Regions from separate parts of the Mus musculus genome. Here all the other regions are linked to region 1. The links are chromatin contacts, found by Hi-C or POLR2A ChIA-PET in ENCODE. All regions are on one chromosome and are shown on one strand. The core of a region is the stretch at or near the end of the contact, and the rest is flanking DNA. Distances in the headings are between cores, read along the strand shown. Region 1 holds the start of Rcor1 (REST corepressor 1). Region 2 overlaps Rcor1 (REST corepressor 1). Region 3 holds the start of Ankrd9 (ankyrin repeat domain 9).

The links. Hi-C counts contacts between places; a loop is a spot of excess contacts on that map. ChIA-PET counts read pairs that join two places held with the same protein, here RNA polymerase II (POLR2A).
Region 2: a map of left cerebral cortex shows a loop between it and region 1 (2.1-fold over the local background). The contact joins the enhancer-like site here to the promoter of Rcor1 in region 1. A Hi-C loop is called at or near these places in 1 of 37 maps with a recorded cell type or tissue (left cerebral cortex). POLR2A ChIA-PET finds 5 or more read pairs at or near these places in 2 of 5 experiments (both embryonic stem cell).
Region 3: POLR2A ChIA-PET joins it to region 1 with 24 read pairs in Patski. The contact joins the promoter of Ankrd9 here to the promoter of Rcor1 in region 1. POLR2A ChIA-PET finds 5 or more read pairs at or near these places in 3 of 5 experiments (Patski and embryonic stem cell).

What each region holds. Positions count from the first base shown.
Region 1 is chr12:111,037,736-111,041,739 of GRCm38, forward strand. Rcor1 (REST corepressor 1) reads left to right here and starts at 1,632. Exons shown (of 12, transcript NM_198023.3): 1 at 1,632-2,153; 2 at 2,227-2,286. The coding sequence starts at 1,871.
Region 2 is chr12:111,086,680-111,090,886 of GRCm38, forward strand. The region is part of intron 3 of Rcor1 (REST corepressor 1); the gene reads left to right. Among named protein-coding and RNA genes, the nearest start is that of Rcor1, 49 kb to the left of the region's middle. Within about 2 kb of position 2,685, at least 2 of the 3 ENCODE cell types and tissues checked have a DNase peak (open chromatin) inside an H3K27ac peak, as active enhancers do; they include left cerebral cortex, where a contact is called at or near this core.
Region 3 is chr12:110,977,724-110,982,073 of GRCm38, forward strand. It overlaps Ankrd9 (ankyrin repeat domain 9), which reads right to left and starts at 1,317. Exons shown (of 3, transcript NM_175207.5): 1 at 1,117-1,317; 2 at 225-404.

The sequences.
Region 1 (4,004 bases), core at 382-2,881:
AAAGAGGACAGAGTGCCCCTAGCCGCTCAGGTTCATCTGTCATGAAGTCACGGCTTCATCCAGGTACCTATCCCAGGTCACCCCTGGATCCCACCTCTGATTTAGCAGTCTATTTGCTGACCAGGCCAGCTGGACCCGGTTATTCCAGAGCTCATGCCTGCAGTGCCCAGGACTTTCTAAGCAGAGGGGTGTCCTTCAGAGAGGAGTCCAAGAGCAAGAACAGGAACTTGGTGGGGGCAGGGATCTGCTACCGGGAGGCTCTGGGCCCTGTTCTTGAAGGCCAGTTAGAAGTGACCATGGTCACTTCAGTGAAGTTTAAAATGATTCGCGGGGCAGAAAACGTGGAAGAGAAACCCCTGCTTATTTATGCGGGCTTTCAAACCATAAAACTCTCGTTTTCTCTCTGTAGCTATTTATATCCTGAGCGGGTGTAAAAACTGTCCCCATATGAAGCCCAGGTCTGAAGTAATATAAACGAAAAATAGCCATCTCCTGTTTTATTTATTTATTTTTAATTTAAAGCAAACGGTTTCACCTATAGTCCCCAGGTTTGGTCGCTGGCGCGGGGGGTGGGGCAGCCCACCCAGCCCCACAGGCAGCTGTCAGGCAGTGACGGGGCCCCTCGCTTGATCACTCCAGGGACAAGGACGCCCAGGGCTGGGTGTCACCGACTCCTCCGCGTTCAGGCTCTTAGCCCTGCGGGCTGGGGGAAGGGCCCGGGTCTCGGGAAGTGACCCTCCTCTTCTACCGAGCTGGGGACTCAAGCTCCTTCTTTTTCCCCCTCGCGGTGGGGCCCCTAGTCGATCTATGTCCCTCCTGCTGTCCCGGGGCCACTCGGCACCTCCCCTCACCCCGACGGCTTCGAGGCCCTCCCCGGCCGAACATCCCGACTCCTCCCTCGGCCCCTCAGGCAACGTGGGGAGCCGGTGGCCCCCAACCCAATTAGCGGGGAGCTCCATCGTCTCCAGGCACAACCGCTTTCCTTCCCTCGGGGGACACTGCCACCTGAGAGCCTCGTCCCCAGGTTCCCTTGCTCTAGTACATCTCGATCGCCCCTGGGCGACGCGGGGGCGCAATTAGTTTCTTCCAATTAGTTTCCCCTCTTTGTATAGAACCCATTCAAACTGTGCGCGTACTCCTCCGCGCGAGGGGGAAAGTAGTCCCGACCTTGCCCGCGATTTCTGTTCTCGCGTCGGGCACATTCACTTTGGGAAGCCGATGGGACGCTCGGCGGGATCCCCGGGGGAGGTGGCGCGGGGCCCACAGGGTGCGAGCGGAGGGAGCGGGGCGCTGGGGAGGGGGAGGGGGCTAACTCCTCGCTGTTGCCTCGAGAGATGGATCATGGGGCGTAAAGCGATCGCAAACCTCAAACCACGTACAGTGGGCGATACGCGTCAACCCAACCTGGCCAACGGAAGCACAGAACCTTCCCCCTCCTTCCCGTGATCCCGCCCCCGTGGCCTGACGGACGCGCACAGAGACCTACCATGCCCCTGCTTGCCGCCCGGATCCCGTGAGAGCCAATGGAAGCTCGCAGGGGCGGAGCTTGCGAGCGACGGGTTAGGCTGTGCGCGGCCCTCCTCCCCCCCAGGCTCCGCCCCTCCCCCCCGCCCGCGGCTCCCGGAGTAGTTAGAGCCAGCGAAGTGCGGGCGGCGATGAGAGCCAAAGTTGCGCTCCGTTCGGCATCGGGGGCTTGAGGCGGCTCGTTGCTCCGCCCGTCTGGGCCTCCTCTAGCCCCAACTCCCGCCAGCGGATCCCGCGCGCTCGCCCGCCCGGCCCGGCGCCCACCTGCGCCCCCTGCCCGCGGCCCGCCGCCCGCGCCTCGCGAGCCGGGGTCCCCGTCACTTTGGCCCGGCCCCGGGCCCCGCCGATGCCGGCCATGGTGGAGAAGGGCCCCGAGGTCTCAGGGAAGCGGCGAGGGAGGAACACGGCGGCCTCCGCAGCCTCGGCCGCCGCCTCGGCCGCCTCGGCCGCCGCCTCAGCCGCCGCCTCGGCCGGCACCGCCTCCGCCTCGGCCGCCGCCGCCGCCTCGGCCGCCGCCGCCCCCAATAATGGCCAGAATAAAAGTTTGGCGGCGGCGGCTCCCAACGGGAACAGCGGCAGCAACTCCTGGGAGGAAGGCAGCTCGGGCTCGTCCAGCGACGAGGAGCACGGTAGGTGGCAGCCGCCCCCGCGCCCGGCCCGTGTCCGCGCCCGCGCTGACCGCCGTGCTCTGCTTCCCCGCAGGTGGCGGTGGCATGCGGGTGGGACCCCAGTACCAAGCGGCGGTGCCCGACTTCGATCCTGGTGAGTAGCGAGTGACGGGAGCTCGGGAGACAACTTTGTTTTTTGTGCGTGTTGGCCTTCGGTCCGCGGGGGCACACGGGGCGCGAGGGCAGGCGGCGCGGCACGCTCGCACACGAGTGTGCTGCAGATTCGGGTGCGGGGAGGCCATGGGCTCCGGTGGGGACAGCACTGGGCCCGCAGTGTCCCCCGGCTCTGAGAAAGCCACACCTGGCCGGGGTGGAGTGGGATGTCTCTGCCTCCAGGTGTGGTGTACCGGAGCTAGGACGGGATCCCGGGTGGCAGTGCTGGAGAGTTGGCGTCCTGGGGCGCTCGGACCCAGGGCTCCGCAGAGACTTCTTACTTCAAACTGGCTCCTAGCGTTACCCTGCCAACCCTACGCTCTTATTGCCTCTTGACTCTCATCCCGTCTTGTCCCGTCCGGTCCCATCCTGTCCCATCCCATCCCATCCCATCCCATCCCATCCCATCCCATCCCGAGGGCTGGTGGAGTAAAGATCTTCCTGTCCCTCCACCCCAATCAGGTAATAAAAGAAGTGTGCTTTCCAGAGAGCATCTGTCTAGATAAGAGAGCCCGACTTGTGGCTGTTATTTTAAGATCTGTTTGTAAATGTGTGTTTCCTTTATTTCTTTTTTCTTTTGGGGGGGATGGGGTGGGGAGGAAGAGGTTGTGAAAGAATAGAACCATCAAAAGGTTTAGCTAACCGGCCATTTCCATCTACTAGAAATCCTTGTCCCCTAAGAAGGGGCATTCTTACTTGCCTTCCTGGTGATCTGTGTGGAAGCAAATTTAAAGAGGTACGGGGGTGGGGGGGGGGGAATCCTATCAGACAAAGGAATTCGCCAGATTTTAATGCCTATGATTCTGTCCCATCTCTGTATGAGACTGTCTTTCAAGGTGGTGGTTACAGGAAATGTTTGAAAGGCCGTGGGTTTTGTTTCAGAAATAAAATTCAAAAGACAATCTTGTACAGCTAGAGTGAACCGTCCTGGTTGGAGGGCTTTAGAACAGGAGGTTTTTCTAAGTAGGTTATACCACTAGTTTGAAAAGATAAATGCTTTTCCTTGGAAACAAGACTGCAGAAAATTGCAAGGATCTGGTCCTTGAAAAAGGAGATTGCTTTTAAGTTGTTATTAAGGTGCTGAACTCTGTGTTTAGGTAAAAGTGAAAGCACAGAAGAGAGGGATTCAGGGTGAGTGTTTGGTCACCCCAAGAATAAATGATTTGCAAATGCATGACTCCAGTCCCTCACAGTTCTGTAGTATAACTCCCCGCTTCGTAAACTCCTGTTAGCGTTTTAGATAGTTTCCCCTTTCCTCACATCTTTTTCTGGGAGTCACTTTTCATTTTTTTCATTTTTCTGAGCAGGGCTTCATCCCTAGCTTGGCCACCAGGGGAAGCATACTGCTTTTCACTTACAGTTGACCCTATCCTCATTTTGTAGGTCAAGTCCGACTGCAGTGATACATAGTGAACATGAAGCTTGCCACAAAGTTTCTCTCACAAGTTACTCTTAAAAACTGAGTGGAGCAGTCAGACCTTCCAGAAACTTGAGTCATTTTTGTTACATATTTTCAAAGGTTATGTAAATGTTTGATGGGACCTAGGAAAAGGACATATTTAATGGTCACAGGATTTAGATCTCTTAGTCTCTGCATTGTCATTGAGGTGCCTGGTGCCTTTAGAGTTAGACTCTTCTTTGAAACATCAGTTGTCATGG
Region 2 (4,207 bases), core at 1,435-3,934, 50 kb after region 1:
TAGCACTTGAGTAGGTTAAAGCATGCTGAAACCCTCACAGGGAAGGACTTCTTTCTTTCTGCAGAGCAGGCTGCCTATATAAGTAATTTAAGACGATTGTAATTAATTGTTTGAGTTACTTCTCTTTTCAACTGTAAGGAGAATTCCACAAGGGCCCAAATAGCTACAGGGAGTAGCACTAGCCATAAAGTAGATCTAAGAAGTCTGTTGGAGGATGGATTCTGATACATACAATAGATAATTTACTATAGACTATCCTGCTGCAGCCTGTGCTGCAAGCTGTTGAAGAGCCTGTTTCTCCAGCAGTGTCCACAGTGTCTGTGCTGAATGAAGAGTAGCTTCACACAAGGTTGCAGCATTGAAAGTGGTAGGATTTGTAAGTCCCCTTGGCCCCCTTCAACATATTCTTAACTTTGTCCCCCATGCCCAGAAGGATCAGGCATAGAGAGGAAGTGACTTGGGTGAAGCAGGTCAGCTTCCTGTAGTATACAGCTTGCTTCACTGCTAGGCCTACAAATACAGGGTTAGACAGGTAAACCACTCAAGGCACTGGGATTCAGAGATGGAAACAGCTTTCCGATTGCCACTATCCTGCCTGCCTAAGACCTAGTTGAAGGTGGCCTTGAAATGAGTCATTTGTAAGGCAGTCTCTAGTCATTAAAAGGAAGTTTGGGGCATGAATGAAATAAATATATCAGGAGCCTGGCAGTGGTGGTACACACCTTTAATCCCAATACTCTGAAAAGCCTGGTCTATAGAGCTCAGTTTCTGGTCAGCCAAAGCTACACAGAGAAACCCTGTCTCGAAAAGCCAACAAACAAAAATACAAATATACGTTAGGCACTGAAGGTGTTGCCTAGAGGCAGAAAATTGATTTAACATAGGAAAGGCCTAGATTTGTTTCTCAGGACTGAGAAAAGAAACATAAAAGGGATTGTGTTCAGTAGGAGAGCACTTGCCTGTCATGGATGGAAGGAACTTCAGGTGTGATTTCTAGCACTGCAAAAAAGAAATGTTGTGACAGAGTTGATTTGATAATTGTTTACACGTGTGTATCTTAAATGTTTTCCTAATACTCTATGAAGGACTGACGAAGAGTCTCATCCTTGTTCTGTAGTCGAGCAAAGGAGTTCAGCTAGCAGTTTCTCAGGAGAAGCCAAGGCTGCTTTCTTTCCATTCTGCTCAAGAATAGAGAGATGACGCACTGTCTTAGTCTATGCCGCCCTCTACCCCACCCTCCCTATTAAAGCCAGGCAGATCTTGAGTCTTTGAATTATTTCGTGCACAGCCAAGTACACACAGTTAATAAGGTTGCTGTGAGTGTTCAGCTCCCTGCTTAGGGACAGGTCTGGAAGAGTTGAAGGGATGTGTGTGTGTCTGACTATTTTGAGACAGGGTCTCACCATGTAGCTCTGGCTGGTCCGGAATTCACAGTGACGTCCAAACTGGCCGCATAGAGACTCACCTGCCTCCTGAGGGCTGAGGGTAAAGGTGTGCCTGGTCTGCTCACTCTTACACTGATATGCAAATGTGAGTTCTGGAAAAGAGGACAGAATTATCCAGTTACAGAGAAGTACACTTAAGACCTGAAGAGAACTTAGCCTCCTGCGCTGTGCGCTGGGATGGAGCAGTCATCTCTTGTCTCTCCATGGTGGTCTTCACTGGTGGCTGGGGAATGGGCACGCACGCAGTGGGAATAGTAACAAACAGCATAGTTATCTTGTTTCTGACTTGCCTTCTCTTGTTCCTTCAAGATAGTCAGGGTTCAGATGTTGGCTGTAGTAATGTCTTTGTCCACCAGGTGGCAGAACTGTTGTACGTAAATGTTCCTTTTGCTTCTATGTGAGTCTTAGGGATAACTTCTTTCATAATAATAAAAGGAAATGCCATGGTCTTTTTTTTTTTATCATACTCCATTGTTCTGGGGATTGAACCCAGAACCTTGTGCACACCAGGCATAACGCTCTACTGAGCAGCATCTCCAATCTTGTTATTACATTCTTTAGAAATGTTTGGCAGTCTCAATTTTAAGCCATGACAGAAATTACTGTAGTGTTTCCTTTGCAGTACCTAGTGCCACTGCAAACCGTTATAGTCTTTTTCTAAGCTCCATTAAGACCATAAGCTTTGTCCTCAGCCTGCCTTATGGTCTGAGCCTCCTACTCTGTAACCGACTCAGGATGACAGTTTCTGAATCTGCAGTGTCTGGGGGAGGGAAGGGTGAATTGGTTACCATAGCAGCTTTCATCTGTTCTTTCTTTTGCAATTGAATTTGAAACTCTTGCTACTCTAAGGACTTTGTTTCATTGGGTTAAAAATATTAACATAGAAACAAAGCGCAAGCCAAGGCATATTTTGTTACTTGCCTTTGGCCTCTATCACATTCCTTTGATCATGCTGTATTTTACTCTGTTCAAGCTACACCAAATAGTGAGTGAGTACTGCAACCCTAAAAAGCCATGGATTAATACAGTCTCTGTTTTATGATCACAGTGGTGCAGATCTGTCACCATCAGAGTTAATATCAGGTGGTTCTCCAGGCCTGTTTGGATATAATTGTCAAGTAAACAGCCCTGCACTGCGCCATGGTGGTGATGTCAGCGCAGACGGAGTCTGCCCAGTGCTGAGTCTGAGGCTTCTGACCTGCAGGCGGGTGTCAGTGGGAGTAGTCAGTCAGCGACAGGCCTCTCCTCTCCCAAGCGTGGGCAGGATGCCCTGGGGACAGAGCCACTGTGCTGCTGCTTAAGCTGTGTGACCTCTGTGGACCTCCTGCCTTGGTCCCCAAGAGGTTCTGCACAGGACCCCTCAGCCCCTTACAGAGACAGACACGGACTCTCCCCTGGAGAGATCCTCAGGGGACTTGTGTTTCTCCTGAGCCATTTCATTTCCTTTAAGCTCCTGTAAGCTTTTGTTCTTATGAGAGCAGAGTTGATTTTCTTAGGCGGAAAGTTTATTTTCATGGAAGGGCTTTTAACCATGAGGGAGTTTTTAGCTAATGCATATCTCCCATTTCATCGCTTGTACCAAATGCTGTCCTGTGCAAAGTAGGGTGGGGGGTAGGTGTCCACCTCTCTCAGAAAATCAGAGAAGTGAGGACCAGGTAGTGTAGCAGAGAGGCCTACCAAAATTAGTATTTGTGTAACTAACTCCGAAGAACATTTCAAGAAAAGCAAGAAGAGTGGATGCCCGTGGCTGATGTTCCCAGTTAGGCGACCGAGCTCTGCTGGGGACAGTGGACACTCAGTGTTCAAAACAAATTACAGTTGGGGTCTCTGGGTTTAAGACGAGCCTGGCCTACATACATAGCAAGTTCTAGGACATCCAGGGCTACGTAGAGAGACACTGTCACAAACAAATAGATGAAAAAGGAAAGGAAAGGAAAGGAAAGGAAAGGAAAGGAAAGGAAAGGAAAGGCAAGGCAAGGCAAGGCTAGGTTGGTGGACATGAGAGCGGAGCAACTCTGTCTTCATGGTAGCTGGCATTGGCTGGTTTGGGAAACTTGGCTGCTCTCTAGGCACACTACCTTGAACAACTGCACTTTAGTTTTAATTATTTAAATTTTGGGTGTGTATATTCACACTGTTGCAGGTGTAGAGGTCAGAGGGAAGCTTGCTGCATTGACCCTCTCCTTGTTCCAGGGTTCATGTGTGTGTGAGGACTGGCAATGAGTGCTTCTTTTTACCTCAAAGCCACCTTGCCAGACCACATTTTAATTTTTTAAAGCCCAGTCCTTTGGGTCACAGTCTTGAAGGTAAATCCAAAATGATAGTAACCGAAATTTTTATTAAATAGTAGAAACCTATAAGTTGCTATAGCGAAGCACTAAAAGCATTGCCACAAGTTCAAGGTCAGTCTTGACTTTTTTTGCGCAGTAAATAGAGGCAGAGCTTGGATTGGATCCTGACCCTTCATGAACATAGCTGGCCTGTGCTGTCTCTACTTTTGGGGGCAGATACCACCATCATTGACTTAGCAAACTGTCTTACCTTTGTTGTTTTTCTGTCTCTGTCTTCAGACACAGCAGAAGAGGGCATCAGACCCCATTACAGATGGTTGTGAGCCACCATGTGGTTGCTGGGAATTGAACTCGGGACCTGGAAGAGCTGACTCTTAACCTCTGAGCCTTCTCTCCAGCCCTTTTGATGAGTTATTTTTTTAGATTTATTTATTTTACTTTATGTGTATAAATGTTTGTCCACCTAAGTGT
Region 3 (4,350 bases), core at 67-2,566, 60 kb before region 1:
GAACCTTCAAAAAGCGCTCCTTTCACACCTGAGCCAGGTCCTTCCAACTGCAAATAAAGAGGAACCCATGGGACATCGCAGAAGACTCAGGCTCACAGCACAAGTTGAGCCCAAATCACCCTCACACCCCCAAATCCAGCCCCAACTCTACTTCTACCCTGACCCCAAGAGACTACTCAAACTTCTTTCCAGGAGGGTCGTGGAGATTATTCACTTAGACCTACCTGGTTCCTGCAGGCGGCCCTGGGTTCTGTAGATGCAGGTATTCACTCTAACACACCAAACCTCATCAACAAGAAAGTGGTGGCCCAGGGCTGGCAGTGCGCCCGCCCGCAGCCAGAGTTGGAAAGTGGCTCTGGCTCTTTTATCCACAAACAATTTTCCTGCCCATCAGGAAGGAGCTCCTGGGAGGAGGGAAAAGGTGAAGTCAGTGGGGGGATTGGAGCATACACCACCTGCAGTCCTCTCGAGGTCCATCCACATGAGGCCGATACTGCCATCTCACTTTTCAACGGGGGACAAGCTAGTCCAAGGTCAGTCACCAAGTCAGGCTGAGCCAGGACAAGAGCCTAGGTCTCCTGCGTTCTGTTTGAGGGCCGTTCCATACACTGCAGACCCCAGTTTAAAAACCCTACCTCCACCTTGGGTCCCAAGCCTCAAACCTGAGCCCTGGCCATTCACCCTTGGTCTCCCTGCCCAAGAGCCCTACTGCCTCCAGCAAGGGTAAGCTCTAGGTTACAAGGGACCTGGGACAGCCAGAGGGCCTCGTCCACAGTGTCATGACCATTAACTGGGTTACAGAGGTGAGCACTATAGAGTGGGCTGCGGCAGACGCCCCTCTGAGGGGATTGGCATGACTGCAGCTCCTCCCGGAACCTGGGCCCCCTGCGCCCCAGATGCACTGTGTGGGCACGCGTGGGGTGCCGGGCGGGTTACGTAAAGTTCGGCCGCCCCACGTCACTGGGCAGAGTCACGGCCGCGGCTCTGTGACTGGAGCTTGGGCCGCCGGCCAGATCCTCCCTGACCCCTCCCGGGGCGCGCCCGAGTGTCTGCGGGCCGGTGGCCAGGATCAGGGGCTGCACCTGCGCACCGGGGCGCTCGGGGCAGGCGACTCACCAAGCCGCGCGACCCTGTCCCTGCGGCGGGCCGGAGCGCGCGCCGTCCATGCACGGGCGAGCAGACAGAGATCCCACGACGCCGGGAGCGGAGGCAGCGCCCGCTGCACTCTGAGCCGCCGCGACACCGTCTCCCGATGCCGGTGCTGGTGCCGCCGAGGGGAGGGCGGCGGGCGGCGCAGTGCGGCCGGGGCCGGGCAGGACCGCGGGACGGGCCGCCGCCGCCATTGGCTCACGCCGCCGGCCCCCGCCGCTACCCATTGGTCGTCGCGCTGCACCATTGTTGCGTCACGGGCCAGGGGGCGGGACTCTCAGAGGGACCCGCGGAAAACTTCGGAGAAACTTGAGGGCCCCGAGGTGGCGGGGTGGGGAGGGGTGGTGAGAGATGCCGGGCACCGGGCAGAGCTTGGAGGGCGGGACGTGATGGAGGCGGGGCGAGTCCCGGCAGGCTCCTGGAGCTGGATCTGTGCGGTCCTAGACTGCACACAAGAATAGGCTCCCTGGCTTGCGCTTGCGGCTGCTGCAAGAGTCCTGCTCTGGGCTTCCCTTGCTCTGACCCTCACTGACCTTGGGGAAACATCCAGCTGTTACCCCATCTGCGTGTGGGAAGGCCTAGAATAGGACTGAGCCCTTAAACTATTGAACCTTGCTCTGCCCTGCCAACGCCCTGGCATGGCTAGCCTCGGCTCCAATCTCAAAAGAAAGGCATGGATGCATGCGTGTATAAGAGCTGTTTATAGTGCCTATTGTGTCGTCTTCTGGGCTAAACGCTTTCTTTCACTTTGACTTTACCACTAACACAGGAGAAAAGGGGGGGGGGCAGAATTATGATGCCTGCTATGAGGTAGATAGTTATTTAAGTCCAGTGTGAGTTGGCACATATCTTTAATCCCCGCACTCAGAAGGCAGAGGCAGGTGGATCTCTGAACTGAAGGCCAACCTGGTCTAGAAAGCAAGTTCCAAGACAGCCAGGACTACAGAGAAACCCTATCTCAAAACACACACACACAGAGAGATAGAGAGAGAGAGTCGGTTGTCCAAAGAAAGGTACACTTTGGGGCTGTTTTTCACTCAGGCAGAACTGGGAGCATGTTCTAGCCTTCCCATGGCTGACCCTAGAGCCTGAGGGAGCCCCTGACTTCATCAGGGGTGTGGGAGTGCCAAGTCCATTCCAAATGCACAGATGAAAGCTGCCACGCCTGGACCTTGGGACTCTCACCCCACCTTACCAGAGGCAAGGATCCCCCTGATGAAATAGTTCCAAACTCCATTCACAGGCACGGCCAGTTTCTTTTCCACAATGCCCTTAGAGGCTCAGTTAGGGCCAAGGGTTCCTGCAGCCTCCATCCAAGCCCTTCCTCCTGCCTCTGTCCAGCAGACAGCTAGCACCTTCAAAGCAACCTCCCCTCCCCTACCTCAGAGCAAATGTGTATACAGCCTTCAACCCTCTTGGCTCCTCTGTGCCAGCAGGGGCTAAGGGACTTTAAGCTGGAGTCTCTCTCACCTGGCTCCTTTGAGTAGACTTAAGCAGGCATACGTGTACACACACGCACATACACACGTGCACACATGGAGACTTCCTGTTATTCTTCACCTGTATTAGTCAGGGTTCTCTAGAATCACAGAATTTATGCAATGTCTCTATATATTAAGGGAATTTATTATAATGACTTAGTCTGTAGTCCAACTAACCCAACAATGGGCAGCTGTGAATGGGAAGTCCAAGAATCTACGCGGTGTTCAACCTCACTGGGCTAGTTGTTTCAGCTAGTTGAAGGGGAAACTTAAGTGGTCTTTGGAAAGTCATTGTGTCAGATGGTGTTTTGCTGGGGCAAACACGTGAAGGAGTGTTTTCCTGAAATGGGCACAGATGAAAGACTAAGGCAGACTGGTGAAGGAACGTTTCACTGAAGTAGACACAGGAGAGAGGATATTCTGCTAAATCAGGCCCATGAAAGGACATGTGATTAAAAGAAAGAAAGGAAACGTGATGAAGGATTCTTAGCTAACGAAATGCATGTAATTCTGCCTTATATTGTGTAGTTGAGCTGCGTTTGTCAGGACTCCATAGAGAGAACCACACACACACACACACACACACACACACGACCTTGTGATGTGCTGCAGTTTCTTGCTGCTTCCACAGACTCGGGCTGATTTGCAGAGTGATATTTTGCCCATGGTGAACATGTGATGCCTGGAGAGAGTATAAAAAGGACAGCGATGGAGGCCGAGCTTGGCTTGCCTATAGAGCTAGCTGTGCAACGCTTATGGGTCTCGAGTCTTTGCTGATCTTCGCTTCTCTGATAGACAGACAGACAGACAGAGCAGAGAACTAGCTTCTTCCAGAATTCCTTCTGGTCCCTCCTGCTGACTTGAGCAGAGGCTGAGGCCTGGCTGTGTCTGCTAGGTTGTGCCGCTGCTACTGATTCATGTTTGCCATCCCGATTCTTCCGAACTAAATTGCTGGTGTGTCCTCAAGTGTTTGCAAGTGGATCAAACGGCCACTGCTAACCTGTGAGCTGAACTGATTTCCAGACAACACAGATGGAACCAGAGATTCTTTGCTCCAAAGAACCTTTCTAAACAGGTCCACTTCCCCCATATCCTTTCTTTTTCACTACCTCTGGTGGGTGGTGGGCTAACAGCCATCCTTAAAAATAAGGTTTGAAAAAAAAATGAAAGTTCCAGCTGGTCTTCTATATAAGCTGGAATCCTGAAGAAGCAGGTTCCAACAGATGAGCTGGTAAGTAAGTGCGGGCAGGCGAGGAAGAGCGAGCCTTCCTTCTTTCAGCTTCCTTACGTAGGCCTCCAGCAAAAGATTGTTTCACCACGCCTAGATCTGGAACTTGCTTTGTCCCAGGCTGACCTTGAATTCAGAGATCTGCCCGCCTCAGTCTCCTGGGATTAAAGGCCCGTACTACCTTGCCTGTATCTAAGCTTTTCATAGCCACTATGCCTCAAGATCTCCATGTCAAGAGCCAGGTCAGAAGTCTGTGTCTTCCGGCCTCAGGATCTGAATCATCACAAGTGTGCCCTTTGCTTCCAGGTTGTAATTCACTCCAGATGTAGTCAAGGTGACAACCAGGAATAGCTGTCACAGGACCCTAGGCCAGCTAAGCAGTCCCAAGAGATAAACAAAGCTTTCAAGTCCAGAGAGGAGACCGACAGCCCAGGGCATGCAGGCATGTTTGTAACCTAGCCTATAAAACATGTTTATACCAGTCTGCCAGCT